2 separate regions of the Mus musculus genome follow, and region 2 is linked to region 1. The links are chromatin loops, found by intact Hi-C in ENCODE. Cell type or tissue: heart. All regions are shown on one strand. Links, peaks and the distances in the headings refer to the core of each region. The heading gives the core; the rest is flanking DNA. Region 1 overlaps Zfp462 (zinc finger protein 462). Region 2 overlaps Zfp462 (zinc finger protein 462).

What was found. Peaks named below come from ENCODE experiments on the same cell type or tissue, not always from the same donor. Only the 100,000 strongest peaks of a DNase experiment are listed, where the experiment ranks them.
Region 2: a loop joins it to region 1, with 2.1 times the contacts of the local background. A loop is called at or near these places in 2 of 42 quality-filtered maps.

What each region holds. Positions count from the first base shown.
Region 1 is chr4:55,000,279-55,009,386 of GRCm38, forward strand. It overlaps Zfp462 (zinc finger protein 462), which reads left to right. Exons shown (of 13, transcript NM_172867.3): 2 at 7,255-7,504; 3 at 7,978-9,108. The coding sequence starts at 7,285. Among named protein-coding and RNA genes, the nearest start is that of Zfp462, 57 kb to the left of the region's middle. In heart, for the core only: no CTCF peak of the experiment used is centred there; DNase peaks (open chromatin) are centred at 1,293, 3,023, 4,983 and 5,513; H3K4me3 peaks cover 1,372 bases; H3K27ac peaks cover 3,783 bases.
Region 2 is chr4:55,074,420-55,082,419 of GRCm38, forward strand. It overlaps Zfp462 (zinc finger protein 462), which reads left to right. Exons shown (of 13, transcript NM_172867.3): 12 at 4,845-4,968; 13 at 6,247-8,000. The coding sequence ends at 6,454. Among named protein-coding and RNA genes, the nearest start is that of Gm42289, 9.3 kb to the left of the region's middle. In heart, for the core only: no CTCF peak of the experiment used is centred there; DNase peaks (open chromatin) are centred at 2,892, 3,202 and 3,722; H3K27ac peaks cover 386 bases.

The sequences.
Region 1 (9,108 bases), core at 1,109-9,108:
TGGAAGGTTGAAAGGCATTCTACTCTAAGCCTGAAGTTGCTCCAATAGTCATGTTTAGCATGTATGAGAGCCTGTGTTTGATCCTTAGCACCAAAATAAAAGCATTCTATCCATGCAACTCTATTCTACCCATTAACCGCCCCCCCCCAATACTATTCTTCTCAGGCTCTGTCTCTTTGAGATAAACTTTCGTTCCCACATATAAGAGAAAAATGTGGTCTTTATTGTTCATGGTCCTCTGTTCCATTCATGTCACACACATGAACTTGTCCAACTTTTTGGACAAACAGGGAGTGGACAAATCTCCCAAGAGATTAGATTGGGAGTGTAGGCCTTCCCCAGATAAAAGAGGTTCCTCAGACAAAACTTTCTTAACTACTCCCCAAGTCAGCAGCCAATCATCATGGTTGTTTTTGAATAAGAGATAAACATTAGGATGATTTCTGATTCATTCACCAGACTCTGAATGGAGAGTTGATGTCATTGTGTGTGGCTGGGTCTTAATAGCCAGGGGTAGTTTCGGCTGTGAAGCTACATTAAATGTCCGAGACCCGTTGGGCTGCTGAGCCCATGAGGAAAGAGGCAGAGCTCGTTTCTCGTCTTTCCTGATGTGGACGGTGGCTTGCACTGTAGGTTCTGCTTACTCTGCGTCTCAATCAACTCTGTAATGAAGACCCGGCAGCGTATCTGCAACTTCCCTTTAATTTTACAATTTTTATAATGAGAGTCCTTGTAGTGTGGAAAGTGCCTGTAGAAACCCAGCCAGCATTTTGAAGAGTCTGTAAAGGAACACAGTGATTTCCTGTCTCTGCCATTTGGGTGAAATTTGGCTCTGGGAGAGAGAAATCAGTTCTCTCTTGTTTGAAATACAGGGGGTAAGAATGGGTTCAAAGTTTTCAAAAATCTTCCCCGTGAGCCCATGGCATTTCAGGGAATCCTCTGCCCTGATTACTTCTTACTTATTTACTTATTTGACACCAAGAACACGTTCCCATTATTTTAAAGAACATGATGAGCCAGGCTCTGATTTTTTTTTTATTTTTTAATTTTATTTTTTTGGAGAGAATTTTAGTGTTGGAGAAGCATCTTCATTTGGTTTCAAAGCAGCATTTCAAGAAAATGGTCTGGACACGTCTCAGAATTAAGAGTTATCTGGTAAACTACAGGTTTGCCTCCATAGACAATGAAGCCTAAAGCTGCTGAGATTCCACCCAGCTTCCTCCCTTTCTTGTCCCTTCTCTCTTTTTATCTTCTTGTTCAAATCACAGGCTTCCTTTTCTAAGGACAGGAGTGTTGGCAGACTGCCTATTGGCTAGTTGGCCTCAATTAGCCTTATATCATTGCAAAGGAATGCCTGAATTCTCTACAAGGTCTGTTGTACCTTTTTGTAGGAGACACTCACTTCCCGCGTTCATAACAGGTTACCCAGTCAGAATCATTTCTTGCATACATAGCTGACAATTTTTTTAGCCACTTATTTAATGACAGCTCTTGATGCTCATCTCATGTGAATCATGACCTCCACAGATATTTGCTGTGAAATGTTACTCTGGCATGCTCTAGAACATTGAAAACTTTGTTCAGCAGAACCATCCTAAAATCAGAGCTAACTCGGAGACTTGCATCCCTGTCTGGAAGATGACTGAGTTATTAGTCTACAGATGGCTTGCTTTCGACTTCGTGCTCGTGTCTAAGGCCCTGGAGATGGATAAGACTGACCCTGCACCACGGAGGCTGCGTGCATTGCCAGGCTTTGGTCTCATGGCTTTCCCTGCTACTATTTCAATTGAGTTTCATATGGCCGGGTTACCTACATGACTGCAAATTAATCCTTTCTTTTCTGAAAAATTGTTTTTGAAGAACAGCTGTGTCTCTCTTCTCAATTCCTTAATTATTTATCCTCCCTGATAAGTTAAACCTTTTGTTAATGTGGTAAATTGCCAAGAGCACACAGCCCTGCTTAGATCATGTAGCAAACTGTATAAACATTTGATAGGACATTTGAAGACACCACATGCTGAGCCACGATCTATACTACTACCAAGTGCTGTGGGATCAATAAAGGTAGCTTGGTGTAGGAATCCTTTGTTGTTGTTTCCTTAACTAACGTGAGAATGCTCAGAACAAGACTGTCCTAGGTCTTGCCAGACTTGGACATCCAGGACTCTATAAGATATCAAGTTAAATCAACAGAATTAGCTAGTTCACATATTCATGCTCACATACACAACTTATATATGTGTGTGTATACATATGTATATATAGTAGATATCGTGCTTACATAATTGGTCTATATTTATATTTGTAGTTGCATCCTCTCACTGCTGGTTCTGGGATACCACCTCATATTCCCAATTAAGTGCTGTTGAGAAAGAGTCTTTAAATGATTCTAAATGAGTAGAACTTTCACTTTGGCCATGACAAGAACAAATGATTAGTAGCGATAGAAAACACTCCTCTTTGCCAAGAATAACAACCCTGAATTTATAAGTTTATCAGTTAATATTTGACTTCTACATTGTATTCTGAGGTTCTGGATTTGTTACTAGAAAGAACAGCCTAATACATCCCCTAACCTGTTGACCTCATTGTATGAATAGCCCGTGACCTGTAAATACAGTTTTTCAGGATGGTGGTTAGGTTTCTGTGTATTTCTGGTCAGGCAGTTGTAACATGTATGCATTCATTCTGTTACCCTTCTTCTTGGATAATTCGTATTCCCACTCAAAGGAAAGTAAGACAAACATGAAGAACAAACAGCACGTGATAACTCAAGCCCTTCCTGAGAATTGTGACTGAGGACATCTGGGGATCTTTCATGTCTTATAAATGAAAGTAGGTTTCTGGAGTGGACAGAGGAGAAGCACCTTCTGCTCTATCTGGATCTAGTTCTCAGAGGCTTTAAAAGTTATAATTAGTTGCTACTTAATCACGTGGCTGTGGGCCTTCACAGCTTCATTTCTGATCTGCAGCCCTGTGGTCAGAGCACAGATTAGACGGGCAGGGCCTGGGTGTTTTTGTTTGGTCACTTCCTGGAGACACTTGGACTTTGCCTCGAGGACCCCCTTCTGCTCCAGGCCATCAGGCTAGAAGAGTAGTGTTTGCCAAGCTGACCTGGACAAGGGTTGAAAGCAGCAGGCTTGTGAGAAGGCTGTGAAGCGACAAGAACACCTCCCCTCTCCAGTGTCACGTGAGCTTGCGAGGATACACAGCAAAGACATGTTTTGATGCTTTCTTCCCCCCAAAAGGAAACTCAGGATGCAATGGACCCTGGAGTTCCCAGCACCAGTGTGTGGGCAACGAGCTTAGTGGAAATTGGTGATGAGAGTGAGAGCATGCAGTTGTGCCCACTCTGCCCCTCTCCTCAGCCGGTGTGTTTTCAGATCTCTAGCATGGACTGTGGACTCTCTCTAAGTATGTCTTTAAGCCATTGCTAAACATAGACAATGGGCCTGGGAGCTGTTCCTGCAAACACTATACTTTGAACTCATAGACTTTAAATATGAAGGAAAGAAGCCCTTCATTAAGCATAGTTTGAGGAAGAGTTAGGATGGTTTAAGAGTTTCCTGTTCAGAGCACTGCTCACTTAAGGTGAAGGTTAGTTTAGAGTGAAGTCTAGTCAGTTCCCAACTGTCATCAGCCATGGTGTTAGAAGTGGGGTTTACCTGAAGGAAGCATATCTGGCCTTGAGGAACCTGCAGCTATGGCCCTGGGAGGGACAGGTAGTGGGAGGGAAGGATGTCTGTTTGGTTTCTACATTGATCTCCTGACCTTTAGAAATAACATTTCTTTTTCAGTTCAGAAACTTGCATTTGTCCTCTTGGTTGTGCTGATTCTGTGAGGAAAAGGTGGTTAAATCTCCTAATCACGGGTGTTATTAAATGAGGTAAATACGAGAACGAGGCTGTTCGCTTTCAATCATAATCTCACTGCAGACCCTCTCTAGGTTAGCCTTTTACAACTGTTGCTCCTCTGCGTCAATGAAGCAGTCAAACATACAAGTTTAATGCCCCATCTTTTTTTTTTATTTCCCTCCCTGTGTTTTGGCTTCTTGGAGGACTACACCGTGCTCCAGAAACACTTTCTGATTGACAGATGAATGGGTCACCCTGAGGTCCAGTTTGCTTAGTGGGGATCATTTCTACTCCCTATTTTCCTGCTCTTGCTTATTACCTGTGTGTACTTTTGTGGTCTCATAAATATATCAAGTTTCTTGGATTGTTTGGGCTATGCCAGCAATTTCTGTTTTCTTCCGTCAGCGTCTTCAGGAGAGCCGTGTACACAAAGACAAAATGGCTTTCAAAGTAAGTCTCCATTCCCATTTCAGTATTGGTACAGACATCAAATTGAAGGCCACTCCGCTCTTCCTGCCACTGGTTGTATCAGCTGCCTGGAGATTAACCTCTTCTAAGGCTCTGAGCTATTTTTGAGGTAAAGACTGCAACAACATTAAAGCTAGAACCCATTAGAAAATCACTTTCATCATCTCTCCTTTTTCCAAATCAGTGGCTCTTTCCCCCTCCTCCTTCTGATCTCATAACCCTTTAATCTCCTTTGTAGCAGAACAAGGAGACTGTTAGTGTTTGCATGTGATGGGGTTAGCATCCTTCATAGAGAACAGTTTCAGAAGACACCAAGATATTAGAGAAGTGTATGGAAGATGGACTCCATCTCCAGGTGGACTGCCTCAATGCTCTGCTCTCCTTGTGCAAGCGGGGCCATTTTTGTGGATGTTTTGTGCAAACCAGGCTCAAAGTCTCCAAAAGAGACACAGCAGAAAGCCTTTTGTTGCATTATTTCTAAAGGCTTGAGGTTTTGAAGGGAAGGGATTTTGTTTTCCTCTGAGCTACACAATGGAGCTTTCACAGAACCTCCTTTAAAAGGAATAGCTACAGCCTTTGTGTGGAAGGGTGTGTCTTTTGGCAGGGTCTGCTGATGCAGACAGACTGGCTGGTGATTAACAAAGGTCATTAGACTTTGGAATCTGGCTAGCAGCCTCGGATGGTATGTCTTCTGTGTGTGGAAGGACGACTCCCAAGAAACCAAGGCATTCTGGAGGTCCCCTCTCCAGGACACCCCCAAATCCTGCTGCAGGACAGGCTCTGGTCCAGGGGCGTCCTGATTTAACCAGTACTCTGCTGGGACTAACGAACCAGCCTATCAATCATGGGATAAAAGAACCTTTGGAGATCTTTGGTGAATGACATTTGAGGAGGAGAAAGGTGCTGCTTTTCGAGAAGAAATGAAAACAGTTAATTCTTTGTTGGGAAGAGCAGAGCTTAGGAGGAGCCCAGCCTGCCCTCGTAGCGTTCACTTGTGATTGTCAGCCTAGCAAAATCCAAGCGAAGCCATGTTGTGCACGGAGGAGAGGCTCTGAGCTAAAATGGCTGCTCCTACAGCTCAGAGGACTAGGGCAGCTTAGTGAGTCTTAGAGCTTCAGTGACGCAGGAGCTCCTATCTCCTGAAAGTGTGATAAACACATTCGGCAGGGCTGTGGCTTGCTTGGCTGAGATGAAAGGACTAAGCTTGGGGGATGGGGAGTGCGCATTGGGTGATCTGCTTTTTTCTGTGAAGTGTTCTAAATGCAGGAGTCGTCTGCACCATGGAAAAATTTGTTTTCAGGTCTAATGGACTGTGCGAAAGGAGAAGTGGGGTGGGGCTCAGTGACTGCTGTAATTTGATCCAGAGCTGATAGCAACCTCTTCCACACAATTTGGGCTGGTGCTCTGACATAAAAGCTTGTGTATCTGGAATATTGAGACTTAGTTAGCTGAAAGGACTCTGGTGTCCAGTTCAATGTTTATTGAAATAGGATAAATTGTTGGGTGAAAGAAGAGGAGGTAAAATATCTGTGTCTCACTCTGCAAAGCCCTGTCCAGAGCTGGACTTGGCCAGTACTTATTTTAGCAGGCTCCGGGCAGGAGCATTCTTTCATAGAAAATCCTCCTGCCATGGCTTCTTGCACTCCACTGACACATCATTGCTGGACTTTGTTCCTCCAGCAGAAATCACATTATCTTTTGTAAGAGAGGCATAGAAAACTGCACCATTAAAAAAGATCTGGCTGCAACCTGAATTCTTAAGACATTTGGTTCTAGATTACAGTACAGTGACTTAGTAGGGCTTGTGATGTTCTCTGTGAAGTAACTTATTCACTGAGATAATAACTGGGTATCTCCTTACAGGATATACACTAAGCTAGGAAGGACTCCACCTTCCCAATATTCTCGTCACTTTGTGGTGAGACTCTGCCTTGAGCTAGCGTGAAGCTTCCCGTAGGTTTCAGTCTCACAGTGAATTACAGAGTAAGGGAGATGAGCTCTGCTCTGCCTTGTTCCACACCAAGTTCACAGGTTGATTTTTGGCTGCTGTTGTTTTATATCCAAGTCTAAATTTCATGGTTATAAAAGTGAGAGGGATGGAGAGGGACAGCTCTGACTCAGGAGCCCCTTTACAGAACTACTAGATTCTGTGGTCTTCATGTAAATGGACATGCCAAGGTACAATCTTAAACCAGAAACTGAATTGTCATCTAAAAGTTGGTTGCTTGGAAATCTCATGAGAAATATTTTATGACCTAATTAGACTGGAGAAGCTGTTAAGTTTTAATTGGTAGGTAGTAAAAGAGCAAATAACCACTCACTTCATTGGGAGGGGGAGGGGAAACCACACTACTTGGGGAAAGAAAAAATGTGAACCCTAGTATCAATAAAGATATTAAAATAATAAAAGCAATACCAAAAGCCACAGCCATTTCCAAGAGTCAATTCTATTCTACCATTTGGTGTTAAAACACTCATGTAATAATATGGAAATGGATAAAAGAAATTAAAATGTTCTTGCCCTTCAATGAAGATGGATGTCCTCTTTCCCACTAAGAAGACTCTAGTTCAAAAAGAAAAAGTCTAAGGAGAAGTCAGAATCAATAGTAAGTTATCTAGAATTCTGAATGTGGTGGAGACACTCAAAAACGGTACCAACTTTTGAAGTATTAATGTTTCCTTGACAGATGGCATTTGAAGATCTATCAAAGCAGAAAACATTTATCTGAGTTTTCTTTCCTTTGAAGTTAGGAAGTCAAGGACTTTGTCTCTATTATGTCTGATTGCCTCTCCTTGTCCGGTGTTCGAGTTGGCAAAGAGGAGCAGGCGAAAGGTAGTGATGTTTGAGTTCATTCCATGAGAAGATCTGTTGCCTCTTTGTGTTTGTGGTGAGTGCGATCCTCACAATGCTGTGTTCTAATCTCTGCCTCAGGTTCCTGATGTGAGAGGGTAGCCCCCGATCATGGAGGTGCTTCAGTGCGATGGCTGTGACTTCCGAGCCCCATCTTACGAAGATCTCAAGGCACACATCCAGGATGTCCACACGGCATTCTTACAGCCAACTGATGTTGCCGAGGACAATGATGACGAGCCACTATCTGGGTCCATGAATGCTAGTAATCAGACAGAGGTGGAGTTCTCTTCTATAAAGGATGAGTTTGTGATTGCAGAGGATTTACCAGGTAATCCTACCCTAAACTCATATGTCTGAGAAAGCTTGTCATCATATCATCATCATCATCACCATCACCATCATTAACCATAGGTCTTATGTTAGGTTTCTGAACTTTCTTACTCCCTGCAAGGCATTTTCCCTACTTAGGCATCATTTTTCTCTTAGTTATCTTAGGCTATTGTCCTTTTAGTGGCCCTGTGTGTTCCTCTTCTAATGTTGAAAACAAAATGTCTCAGAAAGTTCTAGAACAAATCTTACAGTTGATGAAACTAGTCTTTATTCTGTATCCAAAACAGTCTATGATATCTTCATTATTAGCACTGTGTGAGCAGCCTTCAGTGCATCTCCAGTCATCATGCCTGTTGAATGTGATGCTTATTCGAGAGTAACTGAAATGATGGTGCTGTTTTGTGTGTTTGAATTTCATATTCTCTTTCGCTTTACTTTTCTCATTTCAATCTTCTTACATATTCTCTGCAGGTCAAAGTGCAACTGCGTTGGGGAGCGGAGGTTACTATGGCCACAGTCCAGGATATTACGGTCAGCATATTACCCCTAATCCCAAACCAACCAACAAATTTTTTCAGTGCAAGTTCTGCGTACGCTACTTCAGGTCAAAAAATCTCCTCATAGAACATACTAGGAAGGTCCATGGAGCTCAAGCTGAAGAGAGTCCCACAGGACCTCCTGTCCCAGGATCCTTAAATTATAATATCATGATGCACGAAGGATTTGGAAAGGTCTTTTCTTGCCAGTTTTGCACATACAAATCACCTCGGAGGGCAAGGATAATTAAGCATCAGAAGATGTACCACAAAAACAGTCTGAAGGAGTCCACAGCGCCACCACCTGCCCCTGCTCCACTGCCAGACCCTCTGGTTCCACCTGTGTCACTGCAGGACCCCTGCAAGGAACTGCCGGCAGAGGTTGTTGAGCGCAGCATCTTAGAATCTATGGTCAAGCCTTTGACCAAGTCTCGGGGCAACTTTTGTTGTGAGTGGTGTAGCTACCAGACCCCCCGCAGAGAACGCTGGTGCGATCACATGATGAAGAAACACCGCAGTATGGTCAAGATCCTTTCTAGCATCCGGCAGCAAGAAGGGCCTAATGTCTCTGAAGCGCAGAATGATAATGAACCCAGCCCCACCTCCAACTCCACCTACCTGTCCATGAATGCTGCGAGCCGGGAGATGCCCAACGCTAACGTCTCCAATTTCAGGGGCTCCATGGGCAACTCCATCATGAGACCTAATTCTTCTTCAACTTCCAAGTTTTCTTCTTCTATGTCTTACCCTCAGATGAAGCCGAAGTCACCTCATAATTCTGGCCTTGTGAACTTGACGGAGAGGTCCCGTTACGGAATGTCTGACATGACGAATTCATCTGCTGACCTGGACACTAACAGCATGCTAAATGACTCTAGCTCTGATGAGGACTTAAATGAGGTAGACAGTGAGAATGGTTTAAGTGTTCTGGATCACCAGGCGTCAGGACTGTCTGCAGAGCAGCTCATGGGCTCTGATGGCAACAAGCTGTTAGAGACCAAGGGGATTCCATTTCGAAGGTTCATGAATAGATTCCAGTGTCCCTTTTGTCCTTTCCTCACCATGC
Region 2 (8,000 bases), core at 1-8,000, 73 kb after region 1:
CAGAATGGCCAAATGAAGTTAGTTAACATTTTTTCCTCACTTATCTTAGGGAATAAGATCTTAATCAACTGAGCAATTTAAAACTGCAGTAGCATTATTGGTTATAGTCATCACGCCACACAATTGATCTCCTAAACTCACTCATTCTTCCTATCTGCCTGAAATTTAATGTCCTTTGAGCAGTATGTCCCCAGGACCCCAACCTTGGGCTTTGGAAATGTCCACTCCAACAAAAATGTCCATTCCACAGTCTGAATCACTGAATTTGACTGAGGCTTCACATGGAGTGAAATAAATTGGTATTTGCATTTATGCCTGGTTCATTTCCTTCAACATATAATCCTCATCCATGTTGTCACAAATGACAGGAGTTCTTGTCTTAAAGTGGAATGGTATAAATGATATGCCAGTGGGCATCATGTCATGTTTTCTGTATCCCTTCATCGACAACTGGCCACTCAAATGAGTTCTATGTCTTTGCTGTTGTGAATAATGCTGAGATGAACCCTGGACATCTCTTGGTGATATTCCCTTCATTCATTTCATTGTCTTTGTGTGTTGACTCAGCAGTGAGATTGCTGAGAAACTTACATACAGTATTCCATAATGGCTGCCCAAATTTGCTACTAGTCCACAGCATTGTTCTTTCTTTACCTTCCCCAACACTTGTTCTCTTTCCTCCTTTAGGTAATGGACACTCTAACTGCTATGGGGCAGTACTTAAGGTTGGAATTTGCATTCCCCCCTTGTTCAGGATGTGGAGTGCCATTATATTGCTGATGTCTGTTTGCTTATCTTCTGAGACATGCTTATACAGAGCCTGTGTCCATTTCTTAATTGGGGAAATTGTTCACTCAATTATTGACTGAGTTGGTTGACTTCTTCATAGGACCCGGATGCTGACCCTGTGACCAGTGTGTGGTCTACAGATTCTCCTCCTCTTCTGTGGCTTGCCTTTTCTTTCTGACGTTTCCTTGGCAGAACAGAAACTTTCCAGCTGGATTCAGCTAGCATTTGCCTATTTTTTTCTTCCGTTACATGTGATTTGGGGGGTCATGTAAAAAACTTTAAAGAGAAAATCATGGACAACCGGTGTCCTGGAGATTTCCCCCGAGTTTTCCTCCAGCAACTTTTGTGGTTTTAGGACCTATGTTTCAATCTCTTACTGATTTGGAGTTGATTGTTTTTCCATCTGGGAGGTCAGGATCTAGTTTCTTTCTTCTGCCTGTGGTGCCTGATAGTGATATTGGCAACTTTCTCAAAGCTCAATTGACTGAGAGAGTGTTCCTATTCCATTGCTCCATGAAACTGATTCTAGGTTACTGTCAAGCTGTTTTGGTGACCTTGTCTTTCCTTAAGTATCTTAAAGTCACGGAATGGAGTGCCTCGAACTTCTTATCGTGTTCACTCTAGGTTGTTATGGCTATATGGGGTCTTTTCTAGTTACCTTGACGTTACAATGGAAAGCGAAGGGTAGATGTAACTCAGTGATAAAATTCTTGCCTGTGGTGTGAGAGGCCGTGGATTTTAAGAGTGCCAAAAACATTAATTAAATGGCATGGCATCCAAGACATGGACCTAATAAATAAGAGTTCTGACAAACTTAAAACCTATCTAAAGTAAGGTAAGAAGATAGATAATAAACCCACTGAAGGGTAAATCTCAGTCTTGTTGTTCCAGAGCAGATCTCTTAACACTACACACATCTTCAACCCCTTAGAGTGCTAACGTGTTCTTTTTTTAAAGAGACGCTAGTCATGAAATGCACTAGCCCTTGGGCTAGACTAAGGCCCCATGGCAGAATATCTAGCAGACCTGAGCAGGTCTTCCTGAGGCCATTTTCTTCTGTGGTTTTTTTTGTCCCTACCCTCCCACTGTGATAATCAAGGGATCTAGTTGGGTCCTTCAATCTCCAACTAACATAGAGAGCCAAGGCTTACAGCCAAAACGTGCTAACTTGTCAAAAGCTGCTTGCTGTGGTCAACCTGCAAGACTGCATAAAACAAAAGCCTCTCCTGTAGGTTGACTCAGGGCCATTTCTTATAAGGGAAATGCTTGTGATCTCAGAAGTATGCCTTATTTCTTTTCCTTCCTTCCTTCCTTCCTTCCTTCCTTCCTTCCTTCCTTCCTTCCTTCCTTCCTTCCTTCCTTCCTTCCTTCTTTCCTTCTTTTTTTTTTAACCTTTTAACAAATATGTTCTTCACAACAAATCCTTAACATCTCTTCACTGTTTTGGCTGTCCTCAGGGAGAGGGAGACAGGATGCTTCTGAGTGAGTCTACAAAAGCTTCTTTTTCTTCCTGGTACTCGGGCTCTGCTTGTCCCTCTTGATGAGATAAAAGATTCCTTCTTGGATATTTTGACTTTCTTCATGTCTAAGGCTACGCCTAGGCTATTTCTGAAGCCATCAGCATTCCAGAGCCCTCCATTTCCCAATGCTCTCCCCCAAAACAAATAAAACAAGCTTAGGCCATGAGAAAACACCGCGTCTGAAATATGTGAGGTAGCAAGCACATCTTCCTGCTTGTCCAGCTTGATCTCAGTCTATCCACTGGGCTTTCGGCTTCACACGAGATGGAATTAGGGCGAACAGCCTGGCTTCTACTTCCCTCTGAAAGTGTCATGTCTACATCCAGAGACCTAAACAAAAGAAGAAAAACTCCTCCTTGGGTAGACAAGTTGTGTATGAGGGACTGACTTGAGTACCTTGGGAATTGCAAGCTGAAACTGTCCCTTCCCTGTCACACATCCTTGCAAGAACGGTTCCCTTTGTCCTATCTCCTTCTCTTTGGAAACAACCTAGAATCAATCTTCCACCACCTCAGTAGATTGTTGCCAAGAAGACAGGGCCAACAATAGCCTGGGGTGTTTTTGCCAGACATCCTGGCTTCTGGCAGAGTGCACGAGGGGCTATTAGCTCAGCTCTCAGGCTGAGGGAGAGTGATTTGAGATGTGACAGGTAGACTGGCTTCTTCTGTGAGGATGAAGCTTAGCATGTGCCCTTGGAGACAATAGATGACCGGCTTCATGTTTCCTGAGGGCAGAGGATCAAGTACCAGCTCCATTCTCCTTGTGAATCATTTGGACGTTCATATAGACACCTTTGGTTGGGGAGTTCATGGCCTTCCTGTTCCCCAGTTCCTTCCCAGACATGAGAGCTGAGGACTGTACTCAGAATAGACACACAGCAAGATCAGCCTGGGAATTTCAGAGAGAAGCCACGCACGCACGAAGAAATTGAAAGGAACCCAAGCAGAACGCCGCCCACCCTGCCCCCTCTCATTATGCAACTAGGAGGAGTCAGGAAGGCATTCTGTTGATTTCTTGCCCAAGATAATCCCTGCTAAGGAATTAATGCGCAGACCAGATGGCGCTGTGTCATTTCCAGTGAAAAGAATCAAGGAAGATAGTCTGTGCAATTATTTTTAATGGCTTGTGTGGTGATCTTCTTAATTTGTGAGAGAATGCCTTGTCTTTTGTGAGAACTGGCCCTGTTCACGTAGCTTTCTTGTGAAGTGGATGAAGGCATCCCAGAGTCCTAGCTAATGTCTGGAAGATTTCATGAAATATGGGGCATTTCAATCAGAAGTTGTCTTCCTGTGACGTCTAATCTGCTGAGGGGCCCACGGTAATCAGAGATGAAAATGATCACGTTTCCCCAAGCTCCACCCTTTTTTCAGAACTGTGTAGTCTGCTACTTACTATCCGTGTGAAGACTTGGCCCTCAGTGGGCTAATGAAAGACATCTGGGCTTAGGACTAAGGACAGCACAAAGGCCACGTAAACCCTCATCTTTGAGCTTGCCAGGAGGTGTGGCTTATAAACAATTCGCTAGCCAATCCATGTGTATAAGGCCCCTCACATGTGGCAGCATCACAGGAGTGAAGAAAACAGCTAGACCAATATTTGCTGTGTACACCAGACCCATTCAGAAATGTCTGCGTATCCCAGTACTTGTGAATATCACCGGTTGAGAAATAAATACTGGGCGGTTGGCCAGGATCTGTCAGTGGCTGGGGACATGCTTGCTTTTCTTATCATTAGTTATTATTACATGTGTTTATTTATCGTATGTGTGAGAGAGTTGTACACGTGGAGGTCCAAGCACAATTTGCAGGAGTTGGTGGTTTTTGTCTCCCACTATGTGGGCTCCAGGGATCAAACTCCGGTCATGGAGCCTGGGAGCAGGCAACATTAATCTACTGAGACATCTCAATGTCCCAGACATGCTTTTATATAAGCTCCCGGCGGCCCAACCTCAGCGTTGCTTAGGGTACCACCCAGGAGGGTCTCTGCAGGGCTCCTATCCATCCGACAAAGGAGGTACACATGTTGTGATGCTTTGGCCTAACTTGAAATACGAAGAAGTCCTGTGGCCTACTCTGTAGAACCAGGTTGGGCGCTTTCTGTGGTCTATTTTCTTCTTAGTGAGCAGATAGCCCTGTTTCAAATTCACACTGAGTAGCTGCCGAGCTGTCAAGCCCTTGGTCAGACCCTGCAGAAGGGATGAGTTAATTAGAAAAGAGATGTAAAGGGTCTTAGAGTAAGCCAAGGAGCCTTTTCTGGCCAGAAGGAACCTGGGTTGTTGATGATAGCAGAAGTTGCATAAATAAGGAGACTTGTTGCATAATAAGTGACTGAAGCAGGACAGCTCCTATTCAGCTCTACTCTGGAAGTGTCCTTCAGAGAAGCCCAGAGTCAGTGGGGAGTCTGGCAGTACCTGCCAATGGCTTCCGGTTTAGCTTCCCAGGTAAGTCGGGAAATATTTTCCAGTGAATGCTGACTGATCCTCTCTAGATTTCCAGAAACACAAAGGAAATGCTGGTCTTTTCTCTCTGTTTGCAGAGCTGATGAGATTTGCAGACCGGGGGCCTGGTGTGAACACAGAGAAGCGATTTCCATGTGAATTCTGTGGACGGGCGTTCTCACAGGGCTCTGAGTGGGAAAGACACGTGTTGAGACACGGCATGTAAGTTGGGCACCAAGAAGACCTTTGTCCCAAGCGAGAGGGTGGGAGGAAGGCAAGAGTCCCCTAATAGTACAAAGAGCTCCTACCCCCACCACCTGGTATCACCTTACTGAGCATGGAGGGCAGGCAGTGAAGACTGAGAAAGCAGATTCCTCCTTCTTTGTTAATTTTTAAAATGACCATCCTGTCACATTCAAAGCCCCCAGACTGAAAGGTAGTGTGTCCCTTTTCTTTGCAATTGGATCTCGTTCTCTGAGAGAAATGTGGATGGTGGTCTGAATCTCTGGCTTCTGTGTGTGCCCACTTCTGTGAATGGCCCTGGGCATGCCAAGACTTACCTCAGAGACACAGCGCCATTCCATACCCGCCTCCCAGTAACTGAGAGCATGCCTGTCAGGTTCTGACCTAACCACTGTGAAAATCGAATTGTCCGTTTGCACAAAGAACCCTTCCTTAGTCCACCAGACAAGAGAACGAATGTGTGGTTTGTATGAGATAATGGCCATGCAGTGCCCACACCTCTGAGAACATAACTAAGTTTCTCAAGTCACAGTTGATGCCTGCAGGTTTTTAGCTTTTGTGTGTTTGAATGATTTATTAAAATAGACTTGACTAAAAAAAAAACTTCAATATCAGAGTTGTTCCTTTTGTCTTAATCCTTATTGGCCAATACCTTAGCTTCTGAGTTCAGCTGACAGATCTGAGTGTGAGACAGTTATATTAATTTGGAAACAAAACATGGCATAATCAAAGCACAGGACAAACACTGGATATTTTTAGGGGTCCCAGTCATCAGAAAGAGCTCTACACATAACAAATAGAAAGTCACCAGCAATTTAGTAATATACACACAGAATTCATTCACAGGAAACTTCAGTGCACTTTCAGGATCAGAGAGGAAAGAGAGATGAGTGTTTAATTTGATTAGAAAAAGCATGAGAAGCCAGGAAGATCATAAAATGCTTAGGGTTTCAGCTCCATGCCCAGAGTGCAGGTTAGTAAGCTGGGCATGATGCCGTGTGTCTGTAATCCCAGCTCTGGGGAGGCAGAGAGAGTTGTGCTTAGTAGGGACGCTAGCCTAGCGTGTTTGGAATGTCCTGAGATACTCTGTCTGAAATCACACACAGAAAAGATGACGATGTCTGAACTTAGGCTGGGCCTACAGGAGCGCATGCTCACCACTCCTGAGCCTCCCGCCTCCACCACTTAATTGCGGGAATGAGAGCCTTGTGCCACCACACCTGGCTTATCAGCATGTCTGCTGGTTTGCTTTTCCAGGTCATTGCATGATACCAACCAAGTGAGCAGGAACGAAATCCATACAAAGGAGATGGTGGAGGAGAGTATGCAGCTGCCCTCCATAGAGGCCAAGGAAGACGATGAGCCAATTGGGATAGACTTTCCCTTAAAGAGCGAAACAGTAACCATCTGTGTAGTGGCTGCCGACAAATCTCTCCTGGAGGATGCAGAGGCCAAAAACGAATAAGAGTTTGGTGAAATTCTTATCAAACCTTACTTGAACCGTGATGAAAATGTGGGCGGGCCGGCGTGGGCTGAGAAGGGAGGGGACAGACAGAGGAGAGAAGAAGACAGAACAAAGCTGCTTTTAGGACTGAACAATCTATTTTCAAAGCACTGGTACCTGTGTGAGTGAGTATGTAAATTAAAGTTATTTAAATGGTTGGAATATGTGGCTCCTTTCCTGTCACGACATCCTTCCTTCCGGATCTTCACCACGGAGATTTTCATCTGCTGCGGTTTGGGAAGTACCTCCCGTGGGCACGGTGGTCTCCGTGACCCTCTCGGACAGTGTGTGGAAACCGAGGCTCCCGGACACAGAAGACTTCTCCTAGGGGAACAACTTTTGGGCGCACAACTTTCTGTGCGTTTTTCTAGTTTTAATACCTTAAGCTTTTTCAAGACCTAACTGCAGCCGCTTTGGGAGAAAAAAAAATAACAAAACAGAAAACAAACAAAAAAAAACTGCTTTGCATAAAACAGTCACCTGTTTCCTAGTACCTCAGACTTAACCAAGGGAATTCTCTGCATTTGTCTGTACTACCTGTGGCCCTTGTGGTTAAATGTAGAGAGAACTGCTGGACAGGATGGTGAATGGAGAAAAAAAAAGAGTTTTAAAGAAAGGAACACAAATTGTGCTTAAAATCCCCACGTGGGTTTTATTTCTTAAAATACTGTGATTTTTTTAATTATTTTAGTAAAAAACAAAACAAAAAAAAAAGAAACAGACTTTAATTACTAGATAACTGTGTGTGAATTGTCATCTTGTATTCCAGGTAAGCTGTTTATTAGTGTTCAGCTATAATTTAGAATTTGGTAGGTTCATGTGAACTAATTTTATGGTGATCGTGGGATTTCGTTGGCCACATGTTTATTTTTTTCTCGATTTGAGTGTTACAAACACAGCACAAATTCAGTTGTTCTTTCTTCATATGAGTTGTTCTCTGTGTGTTTGTTTAATTTGAGGTCAAGGGAGAGTTAGAGGGTGTAGGGTGTGTGTGTGTATGTATGTGTGTGTGTGTGAATTTTTATAATTTTAAACATGAACATAACAAAGAGGTTAACTTCCTTTTAAATTTGTTTTTGTGTTTGTTTGCTTTTTAATTTAACTAAAGAACCAAACTCCGAGCACAGCTATGCAGTGGGGGGGGCCAGACAAGGAGGTCCCGTCACCCTTTTGGGTTTGTTTGTTTTTTTTTTTTCTCAAAGCAACACATTTCGTCTCCCCAACGATTTCTGTTACATTGGGCTGGCCTTCGTGTGTGCTGTGAACTCTGTTTTGTTTGCTTTGTGTATTGTGAGGCTGTCTCATTTCTTTGGGGAGCCATCCCTTCCGTGAGCTTGGACAGGAGATGCCGCATCCTGCAGGGAGCCTGGAAAAGTGCTTTGTCTGCGCATCTAGCTGCTCTGTTTCCCCACAGTGGCTTCGTTTATTTTATTTTATTTTTTTCCAAGAGCAGCTTAGACTGAAAGCAAGTCTACATTTATAGCACATTATGATTGTGAAAATGGGG